Linked DNA regions of Mus musculus: all the other regions are linked to region 1. The links are chromatin loops, found by intact Hi-C in ENCODE. Cell type or tissue: heart. All regions are shown on one strand.

What was found. Hi-C counts contacts between places; a loop is a spot of excess contacts. Peaks named below come from ENCODE experiments on the same cell type or tissue, not always from the same donor. Only the 100,000 strongest peaks of a DNase experiment are listed, where the experiment ranks them.
Region 2: it touches region 1 in a loop (2.5-fold over the local background); 3 of 42 quality-filtered maps call a loop at or near these places.
Region 3: it touches region 1 in a loop (2.2-fold over the local background); 8 of 42 quality-filtered maps call a loop at or near these places.

Annotation. Positions count from the first base shown.
Region 1 is chr9:58,155,265-58,163,264 of GRCm38, reverse strand. It overlaps Islr (immunoglobulin superfamily containing leucine-rich repeat), which reads left to right and starts at 4,711. Exons shown (of 2, transcript NM_001195431.1): 1 at 4,711-4,838; 2 at 5,035-7,001. The coding sequence starts at 5,043. The coding sequence ends at 6,329. In heart, no CTCF peak of the experiment used is centred here; DNase peaks (open chromatin) are centred at 3,234, 4,144, 4,534, 7,724 and 2 weaker places; H3K4me3 peaks cover 867 bases; H3K27ac peaks cover 4,107 bases; H3K27me3 peaks cover 513 bases.
Region 2 is chr9:58,088,608-58,096,607 of GRCm38, reverse strand. The region is part of intron 4 of Ccdc33 (coiled-coil domain containing 33); the gene reads left to right. It also overlaps a transcript of Stra6 not described here. Among named protein-coding and RNA genes, the nearest start is that of Ccdc33, 26 kb to the left of the region's middle. In heart, a CTCF peak has its summit at 3,796; DNase peaks (open chromatin) are centred at 3,547, 3,907, 4,427 and 4,767; H3K27me3 peaks cover 3,269 bases.
Region 3 is chr9:58,039,730-58,047,729 of GRCm38, reverse strand. All of the region lies in intron 11 of Ccdc33 (coiled-coil domain containing 33), which reads left to right. Gm16130 (predicted gene 16130) reads right to left here. Exons shown (of 5, transcript NR_168941.1): 5 at 1-474. Among named protein-coding and RNA genes, the nearest start is that of Gm16130, 11 kb to the right of the region's middle. In heart, no CTCF peak of the experiment used is centred here; DNase peaks (open chromatin) are centred at 3,909 and 5,129; H3K27ac peaks cover 1,487 bases; H3K27me3 peaks cover 1,798 bases.

The DNA.
Region 1 (8,000 bases):
TCTATTTCAGACTCTAGCCCTGTCTTCATCTCTTTCCACGCCTGCCTCCTCATGGCTTCCTTTCTCCACCTGGGTTCCCGCCACCCCACTCCCCTGACATATACCCTATGCCTCACTCTGCAGCTCCCCGCCCTAGTTCACTGGCTGCTACTTCTTGGGTTTCTGTTTCTCCCCATCTTTCTCTCCCTGCAGGCTCTGACCCCTGTGCCACACACACACACACACACACCCCTCCATGTTTGGGGTTTTTCTTTTCTTGCCTTCCAGGAAAAGCTGGCGTGGCCTGGCATGGTGCAGTGGCCCCTTACAGGCCTCCCTGGACTGGAGGGTTTCTGGCTGAGCAGCCGCAGTTGGTGTGGGACTGGCTGCTTTAGTTGGAGGTGGTGGGATAGGAGGAAAGGGAAGGTAGGGGAGGGCAGCAGGAGAGAAGGTTGAGTCTGCAGAATGAGAAAGGAAAAAGAAGGAAAAGCTGGGGAGTGTGTGTGTGGGGGTGGGGTGGGGAGTGAGCGCCAGCCCATCCTTAGAGACCAACTGTCACCATCTACTAGACCTGTTAGATGTAGCAATGAGGATCTTTGATCTTAGAAAGGCCAGCAGGCAAAGCAGGGCAGTGGGCTGACCACTCTGCAAGCTGTCAGAGAACCCTGGGAGCAGGACCCTGGGCTGGTAGAAGATGGGTTGTTTTTTCCTCTTTCCTTTCCTCAGTGCCCCTCCTTTGAGGACTGCCGAAGACTAAGATCGCTCAGGGGGCTTGAGGATCTGAGAAAGGCTCTCCAGTCTCCAGCCTCTGGGTGACAGTCAAGGTCTCAGGTATCCTCCCAGGGCCTACTCTGACCTGAGCAAGGATGGCCCCAGTGGTGGGCAGGGAGCTAGCACCAGGCTGGGAGGAGATTGGGAAGAGAGGCACCTGCTCTGACCTAGCCCTTGTTTCATTGTCTCCCTGGTGGCAGAGGAGGCACCCTGTACCCTGGCAGCCTTAGTTGGACTTGGGCTGATGCTGAGTTACCTGTGACTACACATATAGTCTCTTCTGCTTGGGTGGGCCACACCCCACTTGTTTCTCCTGCCCTCAGCCTCCAGGGATGTTCCGAAATGGGATTCTAGGGACTAGGGATTGGCTGCCATCAAGAGCTTTGCTGGATGGGCTGAAGAGATGGCTCAATGGTTAAGAGCACTGATTGCTCTTCTGAAGGTCCTGAGTTTAAACCCCAGCAGCCATATGGTGGCTTACAACCATCCATAATGACATTTGATGCCCTCTTGTGTCTCTGAAGACAGCTACAGTGTACTTACATAAAATAATAAATAAATCTTTAAAAAAAAAAAAAGCTTTGCTGGTAGGGAATGAGGAGGTCAGGCCTGCTGTTCCTGGGACAGCTAGTGAGGCCCTCCCATCCACGAAAAATTTGGCTCCCTGGCATTGAACACAAACTTCCCTGAAATGTCCTCATTGTAAGGAACTTTCCTTGGGCACATCCCTCCTCCCATCTGGCCTAGAGTCCTCATTTGGGCCACAGGGAGGAGAACAGATGAACCCTAAAATACTCCTTTATGGCACCTGATGACCCAACAACTCATTCATACACCAAAGGACTTCTGGGTTCAACAGCAGCCTATAAGACAAGGCATCTATCTAGCCATGGAAGAACAAATGGCTGCAGGTCAGAGCAAGAGTGGGAAAGGAAAGGCTGGGCAAGCAGTGAGATCAACAGAGAGGAGACCAACCCCAGACTTAGGGACCTCAGAAGGCTGGAGGATGAGGTGGTTTTTATTTTCTTCTTCTCTCTTCTCTCTTCTCTCTTCTCTCTTCTCTCTTCTCTCTTCTCTCTTCTCTCTTCTCTCTTCTCTCTTCTCTCTTCTCTCTTCTCTCTTCTCTCTTCTCTCTTCTCTCTTCTCTCTCCTCTCCTCTCCTCACCTCACCTCTCCTCTCCTCTCCTCTCCTCTCCTCTCCTCTCCTCTCCTCTCCTCTCCTCTCTCTTCTTCCTTCCTTCCTTCCTTCCTTCCTTCCTTCCTTCTTCTTTTCCTCCTCCTTCTCCTCCTCCTCTCCCTTCTCTTCCTCCTCCTTTTAGTTTTAGTTTCTGTTTTTGTTTTTGAGACAGAATCTCTCTACACAGCCCTGGCTGTCCTGGAACTCTGTAGACCAGGCTGATCTGGAGCTCCCAGAGGTCTGCCTGCCTCTGCCTCCCAAGTGCCAAGAATAAAGGTGTGCGCCACTTGGTTGGTATCATCTGTGCCAGAAGGAAACAGTCACAGCAGAAGGGGTAGGGACTGAGGCTGATCTGTCCTTGGGTGAACTTTAGAGAAGTAGGGGAGAGTGGGGACTTTGAGCTCCTTGGAGGGCCCTTCAGGTAGGGCTGATGGTATGGGCTTTGTGTAGTGAGTGAGTGTGTGTGTCTGTGTTCTGAGAAACCTAGTGAGGCCCTAGTCACAAGTGAGTTGCCCCTGACAAACCCTGGGGTCAGATCCCCCCTGCTTTGTTGAATCTGAATGTGTGTAAGCCTCCAGGCTCTGCTTATCCAAACTCTCCCACACAGTAAGCAAGGTAGAAGAAAAGGCTTCCTGGGGCAGGAGAGGCAAGAAGGGCACACCTAAAGGAATCTATAATAACTTCCCTAGCTTCAGACTTGGTGTCTGCAAGCAACACTCTGGGGTCTTCAACAGCTTCATGACAAGCAGGGGAGGTAAGGAACCGTGGTGGGGCTCCTCATACACTTCTCACCGATGACAATACCCACTTCCCCTTGGCTTCACCGAGAGGGCAAGCAGAGTCTATCAGGTTAGCAGACAAGAAGAGGAAGCATGGGCGAGGGCAAGGAGGGGGGAGACAGACAGGTATAGTCTGTGGAGGGCAGAGGGGTCCATGCTAGGAGGTGTCTTTCAGTTCTCCTCCAGCTCCTTTGACTTGAACCTTTTCCTCGATCCATTCCTACCCATGGTCCTTTATGCTTGAGAGAAAGGTCTCACATCCGCCCCACAGGATGTAGCTGCCCCTTTCACATAGTGTGGGATGGTAGATTCCAGAAGTAGCAACGCTCACCATACTGTCTAGCATGTTACAGGACTTCAACACCAAGGGGACTGAGCCACAGGGACTGTTCCTGAGATGAGGCCCCGAAGCCTTGCTCTGAGTGCTGGGTCCTGGACCGTGGAACCTCTTTGTCTGCAAGCCAGGGTGTTCAGAATCCCCAGCCAGTGACACCTCTGCCAAGGCTGATTTCTGCTCTCTGTCAGGCATGCTGTCATCTCTGTCATCTTGCCTGCACATACAGCCCACTCAGTGTGGGGCTGGGCTGCTGCCTTGGGAGCTCCCTGCCCAACAGCCTCAGACTTCAGGATATATTTACTTAAAAAAAAAAAAAAAAAAGCTTAACACTTTGGCTTCTCGACCAGGGGTTAGAGCTTGGTGGCTATTCCCTACACTTTGGTCCTTACAGTTTTCCAACAAGAAGCCCCAGCACACACACACACACACACAGAGAGAGAGAGAGAGAGAGACAGACAGACAGACAGACAGACAGACAGACAGACAGACATTAAGAGAGACACACAGGAATACATACTCACGAAAAGACTAATTCATGTCCAAATACAAACCACCATCACACAGTCCCACACAGACACACACATCTCCTACTGCATATCTCTAATATACAGACTTATCCACACACAGTGACATCCATCCACTCCCCACTACCACCAAGCCCACAGTGCACACACAACAGCACACACAAACACCAACACAGCCAGGCAGGAAGAAGGGGCTGCTTTTTTTTTTTTTTCTTGTTGGAAGCGAGGTTAGAAATTTCCCACTTTCCATGAAATCCAGTTTCTCACCCTTCCCCTATTTAAAAAAAAAGCCAAAAAAACAAAAACAACCCAACTTTCTGGCCTCATCTTTTCTTGGGTCCTACACAGATAGTGCTGTGACTTTAAGAAGTTGGAACTTCAGAGATGAGGGAGAGAGAGAGAGAGAGAGAGAGAGGGAGAGAGAGAGAGAGAGAGAGAACACATGAACAACCCCAAATTTGGCCTCTTTCCCTGTCCAGTTTCTAGTGTCAGCTATGAAGCAGAGTCCCTGTTGCTGAAACTCAGTTTCATTTTGTTGAAAGGAGTCTAGCAGCACAGAGCCTTCCCCCGCAGCCCTGCTTAGAGCTGTCCCGTGCACCCTGAGCCGGGTGTGCAAACCAGCCAGACCCCTCCTCCAGCAGTCCTGGTCCTGTGGACTTGCGAGCAATCCAGTCCTTAGATGCTTTGGTTCCATCTTAAAAGCTGTTAAGCTTGACTTCAGAAGAACAGTTTGGAGGTAAGTCAGGAAAGAAGGGGCCCCCGTGGCTGGGAGCGAGGAAGCTAGGGGTGTGTTTTTAGCACATCCCTCTGGGTTTGAGGGACTTGGAACAGGCTCCTGCTCAGAGCATCTGCTTGGACAATCTCAACCCCAGAATTTCCAGCTGCATTTGAGCTGAGCCTCTGGCCCCCCTGCCTTAGCTGAGAGGTCCTAGCTGGTTTATTTAGGCAGCTGCCTGGGATAGTTTGAACAGAACAGGCCACAGAGTGGGAGGGGTGGAGGGTGTGTGTGTGCATTGCACAAGGGGCCTTGTCTGGACCAGGGAAGCAAAACATACCTATGGGGGGCTCTAGTGGGAGGAGCTGTAGCCAGGATGTGGGAGGGCAGAAGGGAGGTTCTGTGCAGTGCGGGGGGAAGGGGGTGGCTGGAAAACAGATTTCAAGTCATAAAGTCAGCTAGGAACAGGCCAAGGCAGAAAGAGCTGTGTGCAAAGGAGAAGCTGGGGTCCACTTCCATCTTGTCTTCATCCTGACTGACTGCACACACGACCTTGGCAAGTCCCAGCCCTCCTCTGGGCCTCGGTTTCTTCTCCTGTTGGGGTGAGGGTGGTGGGTTAGGTGGTATTGGATTCTGGCTGGGTTATGTGGAACAGGGCCTTCTAACGGGGAGAGTTTGGGCAGGGATCTGAGGAGGGACAACTCCTTTCTATGAATCCTAGGCTCACCCGGGTGGCATGCCCTTCCCCGTAGGACGTACCATGCGGGCACTGTGCCTGCTTTGTTGGGCTGTTCTCCTGAACCTGGTGCGAGCTTGTCCAGAGCCCTGTGACTGTGGGGAGAAGTATGGCTTCCAGATTGCAGACTGTGCCTATCGTGACCTAGAGGGTGTGCCACCGGGCTTCCCGGCCAATGTGACCACACTGAGCCTGTCAGCCAACAGGCTGCCAGGCCTGCCGGAGGGAGCCTTCAGGGAAGTGCCCCTATTGCAGTCGCTGTGGCTGGCACACAATGAGATCCGCTCGGTGGCTATTGGTGCTCTGGCCCCTCTGAGCCATCTCAAGAGTCTGGACCTCAGCCACAACCTCCTCTCTGAGTTTGCCTGGAGCGACCTGCACAACCTCAGCGCTCTGCAGCTGCTCAAGATGGACAGCAACGAGTTAGCCTTCATCCCTCGGGACGCCTTTAGCAGCCTCAGCGCCCTGCGTTCCCTGCAGCTCAACCACAACCGCCTGCACGCGTTGGCCGAGGGCACCTTCGCACCGCTCACCGCGCTGTCCCACTTGCAGATCAATGACAACCCTTTCGACTGCACCTGTGGCATCGTGTGGTTCAAGACATGGGCCCTGGCCTCAGCGGTGTCTATTCCAGAACAGGACAACATTGCCTGTACTACACCCCACGTCCTGAAGGGTATCCCACTAGGCCGCCTGCCACCCCTGCCCTGCTCAGCTCCCTCAGTGCAACTAAGCTACCAGCCCAGCCAAGATGGAGCAGAGCTACGGCCTGGCTTCGTGCTGGCACTCCACTGTGACGTGGATGGACAGCCAGTCCCCCAGCTCCATTGGCACATTCACACCCCGGGCGGCACGGTGGAGATCGCCAGTCCTAATGTAGGCACTGATGGACGTGCCCTGCCTGGTGCCCTTGCAACCAGTGGGCAGCCACGCTTCCAGGCCTTTGCCAATGGCAGCCTGCTTATCCCTGACTTTGGCAAGCTGGAGGAGGGCACCTATAGCTGCCTGGCCACCAATGAGCTAGGCAGTGCCGAAAGCTCTGTAAATGTGGCATTGGCCACCCCAGGTGAGGGGGGAGAGGATGCTGTGGGGCACAAGTTCCATGGCAAAGCAGTGGAGGGCAAGGGCTGCTATACGGTTGACAACGAGGTACAGCCATCCGGACCGGAAGACAACGTGGTTATCATTTACCTCAGCCGTGCTGGGCCCCCAGAAGCTGCAATAGCAGCAGACGGGAGGCCTGCGCAGCAGTTCTCTGGCATACTTCTGCTAGGCCAAAGCCTGCTTGTTCTCTCCTTTTTCTACTTCTAACTACACCCTGCCCTGGTTGGCTAGAGCAGCTCCAGGGCCTTCCTAACTCCCCCTGATCACGTTCCTGCCAATGTTCCGTCTTAACACCACGAGGTCTGGAATTGGTGAGGCCTGAGGTTAGCCTGGGGACTTCACATTTTCCTATCACCTTTTCTAAGCTCATCCAGGCCGCTCATTACTCCAATTTGCAGATCTGCTCAGAACTAGCAGCTAGGATAGAACTATATCCCAAAACTCATCATCTCTAGTGCTAGTTGCTGCTAACAGCATTGCCTGTGCTCCTAGCAGGGGCAGCCTGCTAACAGGGCAACAACAATGTCTTAACCTGACCTACTTTGAGAGTTCTAGCCATGGAGGTAAAGAGCTTGTGGAGGCCATCCAGGTGGGCACTGGGGCTGGGCTAGAAGGGGGTCTGGAGTGGCCAGTACAGGATCTGGAAAGGAGGTACCACGGGCCATGGCTGGGCAGGCTAAAAGCTTTCCTGTTTTTAGATGCTCTCTGATGAGATATGGAAATCATCCCTCACTGGGCCTTTCTCTCCTCTCACCCCAAGCCCCACAGCATGTGCCTGCCTCTTGAGACACTTACTCCCCCTCCTCCTCTGAAGAGGCTAGCCAGTCTGGGTAGCAGAAAAATAAATAAATAAATAAATAAATAAATAAACAAACAGCATTTCTGATGCTCTGCTTTCATCTGCTTAGAATTCTGTTGGGATCAAAGACTCTTTATCAGAGGGTGGGATGGCCATATGTGAGAGTTGTGCCAACACAGGACAAGAACCAGAGGACATATGTGGCATGGAAGGGGAGCCCAGACTCATTACTAAGCCTTAACATGTACCAAGCTGCAGATTTACTGTCTTCAAACTAGCCCATGGGATGAGGGAGACAGAAACTTAACCATTGCTTTCTGCATTTTGTAAAGGGTTTGTAAGGTGGTGGGAAGGCCTGGGCTGTAGCCCTAAGAAGAGTGTCAGGAATAGAGATGTATATGGTTGGGGCCAGATCGGGCAAGAGGAAGGAAGGAGACTGAAGGAAGGTTGGGGAAGCAGGGGACAGAACACAAGGAAGAAACTGAAGACAGGAGGAAGGAGACAGGAAAACACAGTGCACCCAGGCTCTCTCTTCAGATACCTGAGGTAGGACTGAGAGTTGGAGGTTAGTCATAGCAGCGAGGATGTAAATAGTTCTGCCAGCAGAGATGCTGCAGAACTCCTTGTCTGTGCTAGGTCAGAGGGGTCTCCCTACTCCCCACCTTTAAAGACTGGATGTATGCTCATAGGGGTGAAGACCTTCAGGGGAAGGCCTGGCCTCGTTCCAGAGCCCTAGGACTGCTGAGCTCAGCAGACTGAAGGCAAGAGATTGAGTCTGAGTAGCAGCTGTGAGTTTGGCAGCTGGCCAGCCCCTCTCCCATAGTAGTGTCCACATGTGGGGCCTCCTTTCTCCCTCATGCTCCTCCAACTTGCAGCTCATGTCCAGTCCTTGTCAGCATCAACCAGCCAGGGCCAAGAATGTCTTCACGTCTGAGAGAAAGCACCAGGATGGAGCCAGGTTCCATATGCTGTGTCCCTGGGGTAAGTTACTGCCCATCTCTGGGTTTCAAGTGTGTCAGAACTCAAATGACAAAGGGCAGGCCAGGAATGTAACTGTGTTGTCAGAGTGCTTGCCTGGC
Region 2 (8,000 bases), 67 kb after region 1:
TAACTCCAAGCCCCAGGTCGAAATCCCAGAGGGAGGACCAAGAATTCCCAAGACCCTAGAGCTGCTCCCTAAACCCTAGAAAGAACTTGATGCCTTCCCAGGTCTGATTACAATACAGAACAAAGCAAGCAGTGAAGTCCACTAAAGCCTAAAGCATGCAATGAAGAAGTCCACTGAAGCCTTTCCTCATATGAATATTTCAATATGTTTCTTTTTAACTATAAACATTCACATGTAAACTCTGAAACTGTTAGGACCTAGGAGTAAACAGTTTCCCTAGGATCCTTACATTGGTCTTGGCAAGGATTTTTTTTTTTAATTTGACATCCAAAGTATAAGCAACAAAAGCAAAATAAACAAGTGGGTGACAAGAAGCTGAAAAGCTCCGCACAGCAGAGGAAAGCTACCACTGACATGAAACAGACCGGTCTGAAGCATGTACAAACTGCGCATCTAATGAGGAGTCGACGGCCCAAGCATAGGGAGAGTTTACACATCCCAGGAGCAGAAAATCAACTCAGTGTTCAAAAGGCTCTGCTGTGGTAGCACACAACTTTAATCCCAGCCACAGGGAGGCAGAGGCAAGCAGATCTCAGAGAGTTCGGGCTAGCTTGGTCTGCAAAGCAAGTTCTGAGCAAGCCAGGGCTGCACAGTAAGACCCTGTCAAAAACCAAGCAACCAACCAAACAAACAAACAAAACAAAGAAATCAAAATCAAAATGAGCAAAGGGGACTGAGAGTATAGCTCAGTGGTAGAGTGCTTGCCTAACATATTCCAAGCCCTGGAATATGTTTGATCCCTAATCACCATCACTATCACACACACACACACACACACACACACTGACACACATTATGGACACACACCCAAAGAACCTGAACAGATACTTTCCCAGAGAAGCCACACTAACAGACCAGGATTGTAGCTCAGTTGTCAGACTGCTTACCTAGCGCGCATGCACAAAGCCCTGAGTTTGATTCCCAGCACCACACAGACCCAGCACTGATGGTGCACACCTGTCAGGTCAGCACTTGGCCACCGAAGAAGGTCAGAAGTTCAAGGTCATCCTTGGCTCTGTCGTGAACTCAAGGTTAGCCCTTCCTGCATGACACTGTCTCAATAAAATAAAATAGTAACTTAAAAGGTATACAACTGAGAGACAGGTGTAGGAGAAGGTGCTCCACACTAGTATACTAATTACCACAGACTTGCAAATCGGAACTTGAAGGCCATCCCTCCCAATCCTGTTGAGAACGCTATTACCAGGAAGGTAAGAGGCAGCCAGCCCTGGAGCACTTGAGATGGCTCCGAAGGTGAAAGTGCTGTCCATAAGCCTGACAATTTGGGTTCATCCCTGGAACCCACGTGTGGAAGGAGAGAACTGACTCGTGTAAGCTGTCCTCTGAACATACACCATGGCACATGCACCACTCTGCCCTATGAACACACAAGTAATTAATTAATTATATCATTGTGTATGTGCACATTTATACGTGCACACACGTAGACATGCCATATGTAACTTCCTCTAACATGGAAGACACTACACTAAGTGAGATAAGCCAGGCACAGAAAGACAAATACCACATTATTTCACTTAATGTGAATCTCGTTGAACTCACGAAACAAAGAGGTAGCGCCGGGGTCTGAGGATGAAGAAAATTGGGAGATGTCAATTAAAGAGTTCTGTCAGAGAGGTCAAACATCCAGCTATAAGGTAGATACATTTGGGGACCTGCTATACAGTGTGCAACTATATACATACCACGTACACACAAAAGGATAACCGTGAAAGGGTGGGTCTTTTAACTTGATTACCTGCCCTCATTCATAGTAGGTATGTCAAATCATGGCATGCATTTCAAATATGTATTTTTATTTTTCAATTGTACTTCAATAAGACCAGAATACATACACATATGTAACTCCGTATTCTAAACATTTTTACCCCGGCTCTGATGTCCCGAGTTTAGCCATCCAGCTTGGCTTTACCCTGCTCCCTCCGCACAGCCATGTTGGCCCACCTCACATGGGGATTCTGAGACCTTGTTTCAGACTCCTGTCCTTTTTGACTTTTTCACTTTCTCAGCAGGCAGGTTTATAGCCAAGGTGGTGGGTGGGGCAGGAAGCCCCAAACTACTCTTACATCTGTTCATTAGTGGGAACCACAGAAGATTCAGGCCATTTCACTCCTCAGTAGCCCCAGCCAGCCCAGGCACAGCTGCCTAGCACAGATCCAGTGGTTTATTTTATGGTTCTGCCCGTCTCTGTCCAAGCCACCTTCCAATCCCACCCACTACTCTGGCAACAGTTCTTTCTTGAGTCCCTCATGGGCTACATCCTCTGTGTAAAACAAGTCTCCCGGTGGCGCCAGTCCCTGGTGACTGCTCACTGTCTCAGAGCCCTTTCTTCTCTTGCCTTCCAGGATACCCTACTCTCCGATTTCTCTCTGGCCCTGCTCCTCATGTCTCCTACACAGCATTAAATTCCTCGGTCTCCTCCATGGCTACACACTCCCAATCCTCTCCACGTCTTCTCAATGCTATCCTGGGATCAAGAATCACACCCTGCCCTATCCAATCTGCAGCTAAGAGAGCCAAAGCCCTCCTCATCTCTTGAACTTGACCACAGGTCTCCACCTCCTGGTAGGCCACTGAATTGTTTGCCCACCTTCTCTTGGTACATCCAATCTTACACCTTTGCCAACCTCCTCCTAAGTCAGGTGTCCCTTTGCTACTGTGGCATCAAAATATCATAGCAGCCCATGTCTCCCTACTGCTCTCAGGATAAAGAGAACTCCAGGCCCAACATGGTTGAGTCCTTCCAGCTTCTCAGCAGCATGACCCCAATTTTCTATCTTTGCTCCAGCCATAATTACACCCCCCCCCCAGTTCTTTCACAACCACTGTTCCCTCCTACCCCAAGGGTTTGCATTCCTCTTCCAACAAGAAACAAGAGCCCCTCCTCAAACAAGAGCCCCCTGGTTTCCCAGGCCAGCATCTCCTCCTCCCATCCTCCACTGGACTATAGACTTCCACAGCTCTGGCTATGGGATTATTCACTGCTGTTCATCAGGTCCCACTGATTCTATGAGCACCCAGTAGGTGTCTTGTTCTCATTCTTTCCCTGTTACAAAATCCCATGGAGTGTAGGAAGCTGGAAGCTAGTAATGGATGGATGGATGGATGGATGGATGGATGGATGGATGGATAGATGGATGGATGGATACGATGCTGTTCTCACTTGCTGTGTGACTTTGGGAAAGTTGCTTCACCTCTCTGGGCCTGAACACCTCACGTGGGAGCATTTGAAGAGCCTTGGGTGATGCTGGCAGGACTAATGCAAGACGCAGGGTAAGGGAGTCCTCAGCCAGTAGTCACACTGGGCACGTGAGACCCAGCAGAAAAAGCTGTGGAGAGATGTCAAACTAGGGTCAGGAAGAGCCAGAGTCTGGCCCACTGCCCCGACCTGGTGTGACTGCCAAGCAGTCCCTCGGCTTCCAAGTCTCAGTCTTTCCATGGACATGATATGAGCTTTGGCCTTCATGTTGGTACAAGTCTGGTAGTTTGGCTTGCTCTCTAGCCTGGAAACTCTGTTCTTTAGAGCCCTAGCTGTATTACACAAGGCAGACTCCACACCCAGGTCTGCTGGGTCAGTGCCCGGGGCCCCAGGACTCCCCTAACTTGTCCATTGTCCAGCATCTATCTTCCAGCCTGGCACAAAGAGACCTGTCAGTCACAGCCCAGCAGGGACCAGGAAGGCAGTGGTCCTGACAGGTGGGGATACCCCAGAGTGCCGGATGGGGGAGCACTAGGAGATGGCCTATAGATTCTGACCCCTGGCCAAAGTCTGGGGAAGGACTGCCAGTGTTGGCAGCTGCTACCTTGGCTGCCTGCTGCCCCGAGCTAATGAGCAGGGACAGGGCCAGCCTGGGTGGTTCCTCTGTGCATGTGGCCAGGCCTGCCTTAGTTGAGCTGAGAGGGAGAAGCAGGTCAGGGCCAGACAGTCAGAGTCAGGACTGAGCCCTGACCCTGGCCCACACTGAGCCTGATCTTGGCTCTGTCCATGTGACTAATTGGGAAGGACACTAGAAGTAAATGACAAACATGCCCAGAGAGTGTAGGCTTCAGACCCCATCTTACACACAGGCTTCCAGAAGCTCAGAGCATTTCTAGGATCCTAGAGGTCATGAGGCTAATAGGTCCCCAAGCAAGGATGCAGGACTCCAAACTCTAAAGTCCTTTAAACTACCCACACTGATCTTTTATGCAGCCCTTGTCCCTCTTGGAAGAGGGCCATTGGCATCAAGGCCCTAACTTAGCCTTCCAAAGAGGCACAGTGATCAGCCTAGAGACCTAGCCTATGACCTGGACCTCCCTGCCTCTGCCTTTGGCCAAGGAGCTCCAGTGGAAAAACGTCTAAGCAGAGAAGATAGAGGCTGACTCACAGTGACCTGCCTCAGCATCTGTGGGGTGGAGCTTGGCATCATACCCTTGCAGTAGGCAAGAAGGCTGAGGCCCTGCAGAGGGGAAGACTCGACTGAGGGGGTGGGCTGCCGTGGAGTGGGACAGATAGATGTAACAGTTCCCATCTGACCACTGACTCCAGCAGACATCAAGACCCTCTGTCTTCCAGAAGGATGCCCCCAGGGAAAGAGACAAGGCTGCAGAGCAGATCCTGAGAGGGCCCTGGGACTCCATCAGCCTGGTTTCCTGCCCACACCTGCTCCATATGGTTTTACTCAAGAGGCTCAGGGCCTCCAAATTTTTGTTCAGTGAGAACCTCCCTATGTCCCAGAGCTGTAAACACAGCTGGTGGCGGTGGTTAAAGTGGGGCTGTCCTGGGACACCTCCATCCTAGACTGTAGTTACAAGCATTCTTTCCAGATGTTCCCCCCATCAGCTCAGCACATGTCCCTTGAGGGCTCAGTTTGAGATGAACTTTCAGCCCCTGACAGCATGAGCTCTCTCCAGGGCACTAGACTCCTGAGATATAGCTTGGAGGACTCTGCTGCCTGGCAGAAGTGAGCATGTCTGGAAGAGGGCAGCAGTGGGGCAGGAAGGGCTCTTTCTCCAGGTCGTGGCACACTCATTTCTGGCTTTTTAAGGTGAGGTCTTACTATGAAGCCTTGGATGGCCTAGAACTTGCTATTTAGACCAGGCTGGCCTCGAACTTGTAATCTTCTCCTTCCAAGTGCCAGAATCGCAGGGATGCACCATCACACCCAGCCTGACCTTTTAAAGAGTTAAGGCTTGACCAGATGCCCTTTCTTGTTTCCAAAGCTAAGGCAGAGGTAGGTCCTCTGTTGGCAGGGGACACCAGCCTTCAGCTTGTAGTTTCCTGGCTCCGGGCAGCTGTTCTGTGAGTGGAGGTGATCCTAGCTTGCTTCCACATTGCCTTAAACACTATGACCAAAGACAACTTGGAAAAGAAAGGGCTAAGTTCAGCTTACAGGTTACAGACCCTCAAGAGGGGAGCCAAGGCAGGAACTTAAGGCAGATGCTGAAGCAGAAACCAATGCTTGCTACTGGCTTGCTTTCCCTGACTTGCTCAGCTCCACGTCTTATGCAACCCAGGCCCTCCTGCCCAAGGATGACACTGCCCACGGTGGAAAGTGCTAAAGATTCTCTCTTCCCAGGAATGTCCAAGTTTATGTCAGACTGACAAAACCTAACCAGGATAGACACCCACCAGGGGTAATTAGTAATCAGCATAAAAGCCTACTAGGTGTAAGCAGCAATTAGTGATGGTTCATTAGTCTGCAATTAATCAATAAAACTCAAGATGAGAGCCCATCACTCTGCAGAAGATAACAGCTCACTTATGCTCCAAATGACAGACTCTGGTGATCCACAAGGACTTGAACAGCCTTGGAGCCGGAAGAAAGATGAGTGAAGCAGGGGTGTGACTTCCCTGCTAAGTCTGAAATGAGAGACAGATGAGAAAGGGCATTGGGTTGGACTTTGTCTCAGAGCAGCCTCTCTGTCTCTTTATTTATTTATTTATTTATTTATTTATTTATTTATTTATTTATTTATTTATTTATTTATGAGTACACTCTAGCTGTCTTCAGACACACCAGAAAAGGTTGCTGGGAATTGAACCCAGGTCCTCTGGAGGAGCAATCAGTGCTCTTAACCACTGAGCCATCTCTCCAGCCCAGCCCCTCTCTCTTTAAGGATTCCCTGGGTGCAGCTTTTTGCCCAGCAGTTACACTGGGGCTTAGCCAAGTCCAAAAGAATCAGGGATTTCCTTTCCGCTATGTGACCTCAAAGGACCCTGAATATGGTCTGGAATAAAGATAACTCCAGAAAGGGCTCATTCAGGAGGTCCAAACACCTGACTGCCCAAGTTTGCCCACCCTGTGACTTGCCCTGAACTGGCTCCTGACCTCGGAATCTGCCAGCATTTCCTATGGAAAGGGTCCTGTTCTTGGGGACATCTCTGTGAGCCTTGCCTCCTCCAGAAATCTTTCCTTGCTAGCCAAGATAGGTAAGCTCAGGGGTAAGAACACAGCCATTGACCCCCTCTGTAGAGGCTTTGTAGCTCCTTGACCTTGGGGAGAGGTCTTCAGGCTGCAAATGCCTACAGGAGGCTTGAGACCTGGGAGTCTGTCTGCCACTTGCCTTCTAGAAGATGAGGAAGCTGGTGTCCTTGGCTCAGGGGCTGACTTGAAGAAGGCTGTGGGTGGGGTAGAGTGGGGGGCTTGTCTGGTCCTGGAAGCTAACCTCCAGAACATCTAGTCTGAACCTGTCTTCCTAGTTTCTCCAGGTGAGTATCAACAGAATCATGGTGGACCACTTTGAAGGGTAGCAGAGCCTTTGGTCTACCATGTACCCGTATAAAGATCTGTCCTTCATTTATTCTCAGAGCCTGCTTGAGTGCTTCCTTCCCCACGTTTCTGGGAACATTACTTTGGTCCTATTCGTCCTATGAAAGCTTGTCAGGACCCCAGCAACCAGAACAGACTGAAAGGATGTCCTTCTCTTTGCTTTGTTTCCCTGGTGGTCTAACCTGGGATTGAGAAGCCAGACCTTCTGTGTAGTTTTTCTTGGAAGTTCTGAAAGGACTGGGAGGCCCAAAGGACTGTGGGACAGATGGAGGAGATGGGTTCAGATGGGCCTGGAGAAACAGCGGAGGCAGCAGGAAGCTAGCAGACTGCCAGGGAAGTGAGGAGAGGGATGGGCATGGCTCAGTCAGTAAAGCGCAAGTGGAACGCTCATGAGGTCCTGAGTTCAGATCAACTCCCAGTACCCATGCAAAAAGCCATGTTGCCTGTACCCCCAGTGTTGGGGATGCAGAGACAGGAAGATGCTTGGGCCTTATTGGCTGGCTAGTCTAACCAAATCTTTTCTGAAAGATCCTGTCTCAAAAAAGATGGAGAGAGAACTAAGATACCTGCAGTCAATTTCTAGGCTCTACATACACGTGCCTACTCATACACACATGTACACACATGCACACGCATACTGGGATCAGTGTCAGGGGAGAGAATGGGTATATAGTGGGGCATACAAATTGAAACAATGTGTATGTACATACAAGGCAATCCGTGTGTGAGTGTGTGTGTGTGGTGTGTGTGTGCACGCGTGTGCCTTGTGCATGCGCACGCATGCTCTTCAGCTTCCATCCGTGTCTGCCGATTGCCCACATCTCTAACCCTCAGCAGCAGCCTGTGGGAAGCAGATATTGCATTTTCCCTAAGTTGTGACCTTGAAGAAAATAAAAAGACAAGAAGCGTCTCATTCCCTCCCACTCACAGATGAGCTTGGACCTGGCCCCTCTCATGAGGCTGGGGTGGGAGCCCCAGGTGATACAGGCTTGGAGGCCTGCAATTATTCAGACACACTCCTCTTGCACCCTGGGGGAGGTATAGGCCTTGCTGGGGATTACATTTTTCTACAACTTAGGGCTCAAGGTAGCTGGACCCCTCCTCTGTACCAAACCCCAGTCCTATCCTGCTGAGACTGGACTAGGTCTGAGGCCTGAGAAAACAGGC
Region 3 (8,000 bases), 120 kb after region 1:
CTTGATTAATGATTGATATGGAAAGACCCTTCCACAGGGGGCAGTGACCACTGGGCAGGTGATCTGAGCTGTATACGAAAGTAGGCTGAGCAAGCCTCCTTCATGAAACACTCTTCCGCGGCCTCTGTATCAGCTCTGCCTCCAAGTTTCTGCCTTGAATTCCTGCCCTGATTTCCCTGGACGATGTAAGCTGAAATAAACCCTTTTCTCCCCAAGCTGCTTTTGGCCACAATGCTTTTATCACAGCAGTAGAGACCTAACTAAGACACCCATTCAGCCCCTCTCGGTCACTGCCAGATGCCATTGGGTGTTCCCTGCCTGGAAAGACCACAGGACCTGATGCATCAGTTGCATTTCTCGTTGCTGTGTGAAATCCAGACAAAAGCATCTTCAGGAAGAAAGGGTTTAACCTGGGTTGTACGGACGGCGAGGGTTCAGTGGACGGCCACAGGAAGCACCCGTCACGTCGCATCCCTAGTGAGGAAGCAGAGATGAGTGATGTCACCCAACTTCCTTTCTCTGTTTTATTTACCTAGGACCCCAGCTTGTGGAATGGGGCCACCTATAGTTAGGGGGATTCTTCCCAACACAATCAACCTAATCTAGAAACTGCCTCACGGATGTGACAGAGGTTTGTCTCCTAGGTAATCCCAGATCCTGTCAAATTGACAAAGTAACCAACACAGGACTAACACTGGCTAGGGATTCCTGCAGGAAGACTCTCAGGGATAGGGAGGGTGAAGTGTGAAGGGGATAGTGACGAGAAGAGGCTACGTGACAGGCCAGGCACGAAGGAGCTCTCAAGGGACCCTTGAGCCCTGGGATGAAGCCTCACCAGGCCAAGGTAGATACAGGTTTCTGGAAGCTCGACCAGGACACCAAAAACCAAAGCACTATGTGAGGCTGTGGATAGCCCAGGTGAACTGGAGGCTTTCCACAGCACAGGGCTGAGACAACGGGGCCTGGGCTAAAGGCTGGAAAGCTGAGCATTGTGAAATCAGAAGGGTACTGGCTCAGAGCCCTCAAGAGACAGTGCAGGTGGAGTCTGCGAGGTGTGTGGGACATGCTCCATACTCAGACAGAACACCTAGTTACCCAAGAATCTCTCAGGTGTGCCAGCCTCTCTCTGAGAAAGCCCCTGGAGCAAGCGTGTCTGACTCTCTACAAAACTCAGACTCAAGAAGTAGAAACAAGTTTTATACATATATATCACATATATGTGATATATACAAATACATATCCCAAAAATCCCATGATGCTTTGAGTAAGTGTATGGTTTGATGTTGAGCCACCTCCGTAGCTATCCTAGAGAGCTAAGTCCTCTGGCTACAGGGCAGACATAGACATGCCTGTTCTGAGTCTGCACCTCCTGGGTCCTCCTGTCAGCTGACCCAAGACTGGCTGACGGAAGCTCAGGGGGACCAGGTCTCACATACTGTACCACCAGCTGCCCATGACACCTGAGCCCCTGTCACCTCAATGCATCCACCAGTACACACACACACACACACACACACACACACACATACACATACACTCACACACACACAGGCACATACATACATGCACATGTTCAAGGGGATCTTTGAGTCTCCAAAAGGCTCAGATATGCACCCAGAGCTCCTTTCCTTAGACAGAGACCAGGCAGAGACCTCCAGATTTCCTGCCCTCCACAGCCCCAACCCAGGCTTTCTCTTCTGGTCAGATGCCTCCTGGGGACAATGAATAGGAAGCCACAATCACACAGCTTCACAAGAATAATTCAGGGGAGGGGGTAAAATTGCCTCCAATTAAAGCCTGGACTGTATGCTCTCCTAAAGAGAATGTGCAAAGGAGCAAGTGGGTGACTTGCTCGCCACAGGAGCACAGCTGCTATCCTCCAGGTCAGCTGACTGGCTGGTGGAGAGAGCTTCCGGGTTCCGACTGTGGTGGGAAAGACCAGGCCTGTAATTGCAGCTGGTGATGCAGATGAAAGGGACAGACAGTTCAGTGAATGTAATTACTCTTTTGTTAATTCACACCTAGAAGGCAGGAGCGAATGAGTGAAGCCAAACCTGTCTCTGGCAAGGCTGCAGTGGTCCTTATGTCAGCCAGGAGTGGGAGAGGTTGGGCCATCATTTTGTGGTTGGGGCGATTTCCTCATATTTTGATGTGATGTGCAAAAGAAGAGCCCCCAAGGTCCGACTGTGGCCAGACAGCATTACATTCAGATGGTACATGCTGGACACAGATAGACTTAATCTTCTTACAACCCTTTCCTCACTCTATAGGAGTTAAACTGAGGCACAGAGAGGTGAGGTGTTTCCTGGAGTCAACAGTAACTGGACAAATTGGATCATGAATCTAGAGCTCTCTGACTGCAAAATCCCTTTCACGTCCTTTCTTTAGCCTAGGAGCCTGAACCCCGCCTGCTCCTCCGGACACATAGCCCCAGCCTGACCCAGGCATCCCAACCTGGGCCCCTTCCACGGGAAGGCCCAGCAAGGCTGCTGTGAATCAGCCATTCCTGTCCAAGCTGGTCCCCAAGAGCCTAGAGGTGTGAAGGGTAATGAGGCCCCGTAATTAAGGCTTCTGGAGACATGGCTGGGAGATTTATAGACAGGCTTTGTCAATAACCGCGCTCTGGGCTGTGGATCCAGGGAGACATCGATAAGTGCTCGTTAAGGCTTCTCCCTGCTCCCTGCCCTGTCCCCCTCCAGCCCCTCCCCTCCTGTCAGCCGCCTGTTCACAGCGCCTGTGTACGCAGGCTTTGCTCAATTAATTTGCACTTGTTGGCACCATCTGTGCTTTTCATGTGTCCTTATCAAGAGCTTCTGGGCCATGCATCCCTCTCAGGTGGGCTGCAGAATAGACACAAGCAGCCTTCTTCCTGCAGCCGCGACTCTCAGGGAAGGTCAATCTAGGATCACCAAAGACAGGGGCATTGTTTCCTTTCCCCCTCCCTCTCCCCCTCCCCCTCCTCCCTCTCCACCCCAGCTCCCCAACCTGGTGAGCTAAACTTGGCCTGAGGTCCTTGTAACCCTTCACCCCATCCTGACCCCAGCGGGCTGAGTCCTAGCCCTGCCAAGGAACCCCCTTCTCACACCCAGTGACCTCAGAGCACAGGTGTTCTGGTATTCCTTCCTGGTTCCAGCTCTGCTCCCCAAAGCCTGGATTAGATGGGTCCCTACTCCAACAACAGGGCCACTTTGGGCTCACAGGACTGGAAAGGGTCAAAGAAGCCATGTCCAACTCTGTTGAGCAAGGGCAGCCCAGGAGCCTAGGGTGGGACAGCTCCTCTGGGTGGGTGGGGGACAGGCCAGGCCATGGCCTACTGCCTCCAGCTTGCCTCCCAGAGAACCAGCCAAGCAATGAGGTAGTATTGTTGAACTGTTCTTTCTGAATAGACTGTCTCTGCCTTCAGCATATATATATATATAATTTTTTTTTAAAGACATGATCCCATTTGGTATTTCAGGCTGGCCTGGAGCTCTGTGTAGTTCAGGCGGCCTTTCCTACCTCTCAGGTGCTAGGATTACAGGTATGCATCACTTTATCATGCCTACAGCACAGCTTTCTGACCTGGGAGTTGTCAGAGTACTGACCTAGCTCTGGGAGGCACTTTTGCCTCTCAACTGCTGTTTCCTAAGGCCTTGATAAGCCACGCACTAGGTCCACAGAAACAAAAAACAAAATCAACCAGACCAAAGTCTTCCTATAACTGTCTGGCATCGTATGTGCTATATGGGGTAAGGAATGAGCTGTGGGGTACCCGTCCGCCTTTGTTTTACTGACAGAACACCCCAAATCAGGCTAGTCTTTCCTGTGGCTGGCCTGGGCTCCCAGGAGCTGGCTCAAGCAGCCAAGGGTGTGGCTGCCTCTCTCATAGCAGCTGTACTTGTTCTGTATCCAAAGTTGGGCCCCCAAGGGTGCACTCAGGGCCGGCCTCTTGTCTCTAGCCAGAGTGGACTGGAAGACAGTCACGTCTGGGGCCTGGCTGCGCCCTGTGGATGCCTCCACGTGGTACATTATTGATGGTGCTTCTAATTGTGCATTTCCCAAAGTCTACAGGCTTTTGATGAAAAATTCATGGCACGTCCGAGGATGGCAGAACACTTGATCGATTGGCAGTGCAGCAGACAAGGGGTCCAAGGGGCCCCTCTGGGACAACGGCTAGAGGCTTGCTGGAGAGGGGCAGCCACCAGTGGCCCAGTGCCCTCCTCCTAGGCTTCTGGCCCTAGATTTGTGGGAGGGAGAGGTGCACCAATGGAGGCAGCAGCCAAGGGAGAAGCCAAACAGATGGATTGGGGTGGTTTTAAGCCTATATATGGTGCCTCCTGGGAGGCACACACATCAAGTCTCACATTCTCTTCCCTGTTGGAGAGTATGGGGCCCTCCAGAGTCCCCCATAAGTGACACAAAGAAGAAGTCCTATTTCTGGAGCCACTCCTATGTGCCATGGAGTGTACCCAGAGCATCAGAGCAACATGCTGCCCCCTGATCACCCCATTCGATGGATGCAGTGATGTGGGGACCATCTCGCAGAATGGAACCGAGGCCTAAAGATGTTGGGTGGCCTGTCTGAGGGAATTAGTGGCAGAGCCCAGTCTTTCCGTCTCACTAGGACCGGTGAATATGAGCTACGTGTGTGTGTGTGTGTGTGTGTGTGTGTGTGTGTGTGTGTGTGAAATGAAGCCAGCAAACCAGAAAAAGTGAGTCTTTCCCCAGTCCAGCCTACATCAGCAATACTGACAGGGGCCAGAGGCCCCTGTGGACAGCAATTCTGAAGGAGAGGTGTCTGACTCAGACTATTCTGCACCACCCCAGAGGTTCCAGAGAATCCTTACAGTCATCTATGCATTTGTTAAACCAGCACCACATCTTTACGTCATCCGTTACTGCCAGGGCATCTTGTTGGTTGCTGATGGGGTCCTATCATGAAAAGCTGTAATCCACGAATGCCTGGGACAGACAGGCTAACAAGTGACAGCCACCACCCTCCTCCCCGATCGACCCAAGGAGGGGGTTGTACAGCTCAGGCAGCTCACGTGGCTGGCTGCTGCCGTAGAGAGCCCTGCCTCTGGGACCCTGCGTTTCTAGGTACTGGGTTGGGGTGTTTGGGTTTGTTTTCCTTTGCTTCCTAGAGAGTTCCTTTCAAAAACATCCACCCATGTCTGCACTGAACTAAAAGGAAAGGAATTTGCCCAGGCCGTCAGGAAAACAGAGCTGGAGGCCTCTGGGGTCACGGGTGGGGTGTGGAGCCTTGTGCCTGTTGGGAGGAGGGTGAGCCCAGCTTAGGTTGCTGGGGCCTGGGTACGGCTAGGACAGTACAGCGAGATTCAGGGAGACAAAGGGCGAGACCAGTGGGTGAAAGAGCCATAAGAAGGAGACAGACAAAGGGGACAATCAGACAAGACAGAGCTGGAGGACAGGGCATAGGGAAGGTTTCTAAGTAGCAGTATCAGAAGCCTAAGGTCCTGAAGGACACCCCCCCCCCCATGGCCCTCTCTAGGCCTGTCATTTCCTTGCAATTCACTGGCAATGTGTGAGCCTGTTCTATCACCCCATCCAAGGGTCCCCCGCCTCAGTTCAAAAGAAAGAGGCCCCATGGTTTGCCTCCTGCTTGCTTCAGGGCTAGCCCCAGTCACCAAGCAGACACTTGTTGTAGCAACAGTCCCCGAGGACCCAAACTGGGTAACAGAGCTGCTATCTGCACAGATGGGGGAGCCAGGAGACCCAGCCCCTCCAGCTCCCAAGGTTGCCCTGGGCCTAGTTGACAGCCGCTCTGTAAGTCTGCCCCCATACCCATTGATTCTCATGATGGGTCAGCTCCTTCAAGCTGCAGGTGTGTAAGGGTGTGTTGCCAGGCAACCAGCAGAGGCATTCCCAGAGCCAGCCTGAGTAGGAGGTAAGGTGGGGGAGGGCCAGGACACCACTCCTAGTTGATCCTGGTCTCAGGAACCTTTGATGGGGGTCCCGGTTCTAACCCAGGCCACTAGAGCCCACACTCAGAACCCAGAGAAGGAAGAAGGCAGATGAGGGGAAGAAAACAGAGGACGGGGCTTCTGGCAGTCAGCGGACAGCATCAGAGAAGGCCCATGGGTACAATCACAGGCAGCCTCTCTCTGAAAGCAGGGGAATAAGGAGGTGACCAACGGGAAGGATCCTTGTGATAGGGTTATCAGAATCACTTTGGGGAGAGCTCTGTCCCCTCTACAGCCCCCTGAACAGCAGCCCTGGACTCCCTGGCCTGAAGGCAAGGGTCAGTCAGGTCAGCTCCAAACTGCAACCAGCAGAGGCAGGACTCTGAGCCACATGCTGGAGGAAAGCTGATGCTGGCTTACAGGGTACAGGCTCTTTCTGGAGAAGGAGGACCCAGAGTGGAGCCTTGAAAGCTGGGTAAAGCCGAGCAAGGCCTGGGGGCAGGGCACAGGAGCAGGAAATTAGATGGCATCTTTCAGAAAGCTCTACAAACCTCTGTGCCCATTCAGGCTCCAGCCCTGTGGTCCTGGCTCGGCCCAATTAGCCAGCCTGGCTCCTGCAGGGGCCAATTAAACAGGGGCCGGGGTCAGATGCAGGCCAAGGCCCTGTAGCCCCTCAGAGCTTCAGGAAGGTAAGCACAAAAGCTTTCTCTGCTGCTTGGGAAGGAAAAGAACAGAAGACAGAGAAAATGCAATGTGCTTTTGTTTCTTTGCTGTAACCTTGGACTGAATAAAGGAGCTACTGTGTCCCTATCCCCGGGAGGGCAACCTTTATAGAGCAGGGGAAACTATTTGCAATAGCACTTTGCATGGATTTGTTGTGATTCAGAGGCCCAGCTGTCAGTCAAGGGAAATTATTTGATGAACAGAATTTCAGATGAATAGGTCCTCTATTCTAGAACCTGCTATGGCTCCCAACTACTCTCTGTGCTAACACCGAGCTCCTGAGGCTGACACCCTGGACACAACCCACCCTGGATAATTGGGCAGGCCGGGCAAACTGGGCCTGCTCCAGATCCCTGGCCAGGTCCACCTGTGTGCTAGGATGTTCACCTGTGGCTATAATGTCCACCTGTGGCTATAATGTCGATGGGTGTGCTATAATGCCCACCTGTGTGGTATGAAGTCCACCTGTGTGCTATAATGTTCACCTGTGGCTATGAAGTCCACCTGTGTGGTATGAAGTCCACCTGTGCTATAATGTCCACCTGTGGCTATGAAGTCCACCTGTGTGGTATGATGTCCACCTGTGCTATAATGTCCACCTGTGGCTATGAAGTCCACCTGTGTGCTATGATGTCCACCTGTGTGCTATAATGTCCACCTGTGGCTATGAAGTCCACCTGTGTGCTATAATGTCCACCTGTGGCTATGAAGTCCACCTGTGTGCTATAATGTCCACCTGTGGCTATGAAGTCCACCTGTATGCTATGAGGGCCCAGACCTTGCAGCTGTGCTGGCCTCCGGCCTGCGATGCAGCTCTTCTCAAACATCATCTAATCAAGTCCCACCTCTGCCTCAGAAACCAGGATCTGACCCAACAGTTTCCCTGGAGGTTCCTGGGAGAAGGGGCCCCAGGGTGGACCCTTAAAGATGGGGCAAAGTTGAGGAAGGCCTCAGAGCAAAGGATAAAAACAAAAGGCTGGGTGTGACTTCCAGGAAGTCCCAGCCCATGCCCACACTAGCCCTGCCTCCAGCTTCTTTACTGGCCTTTGCCTGGCCAGAGACACCTCCCTCATCTCTTGCTTCTTATTTATACTTCTAGCAGTGAGTAAGGTCCTCTGCATGGCCAGTGCCCACACTGCTACTGGCTGTTGGGGTGTGTGGGCGTGGTCGCTAGTAGATAGCACTGCCATCCTGGTATGGGTCAGGGTAGCTGCTGGTCAAAGCAGGTGAAGCTTCAACTGTGTCCTCAGTAGGAATGGCTTGGAGGCTGGGCTAGGGCAGCCAGGCTGTTACCACGGCTCCTTCTTCCCCTGGTTAGTTGGGCTTCTCCCTGGGAAAACAGTGGGCTTAGGAGAGAGGAGAGTTCCCGTCATT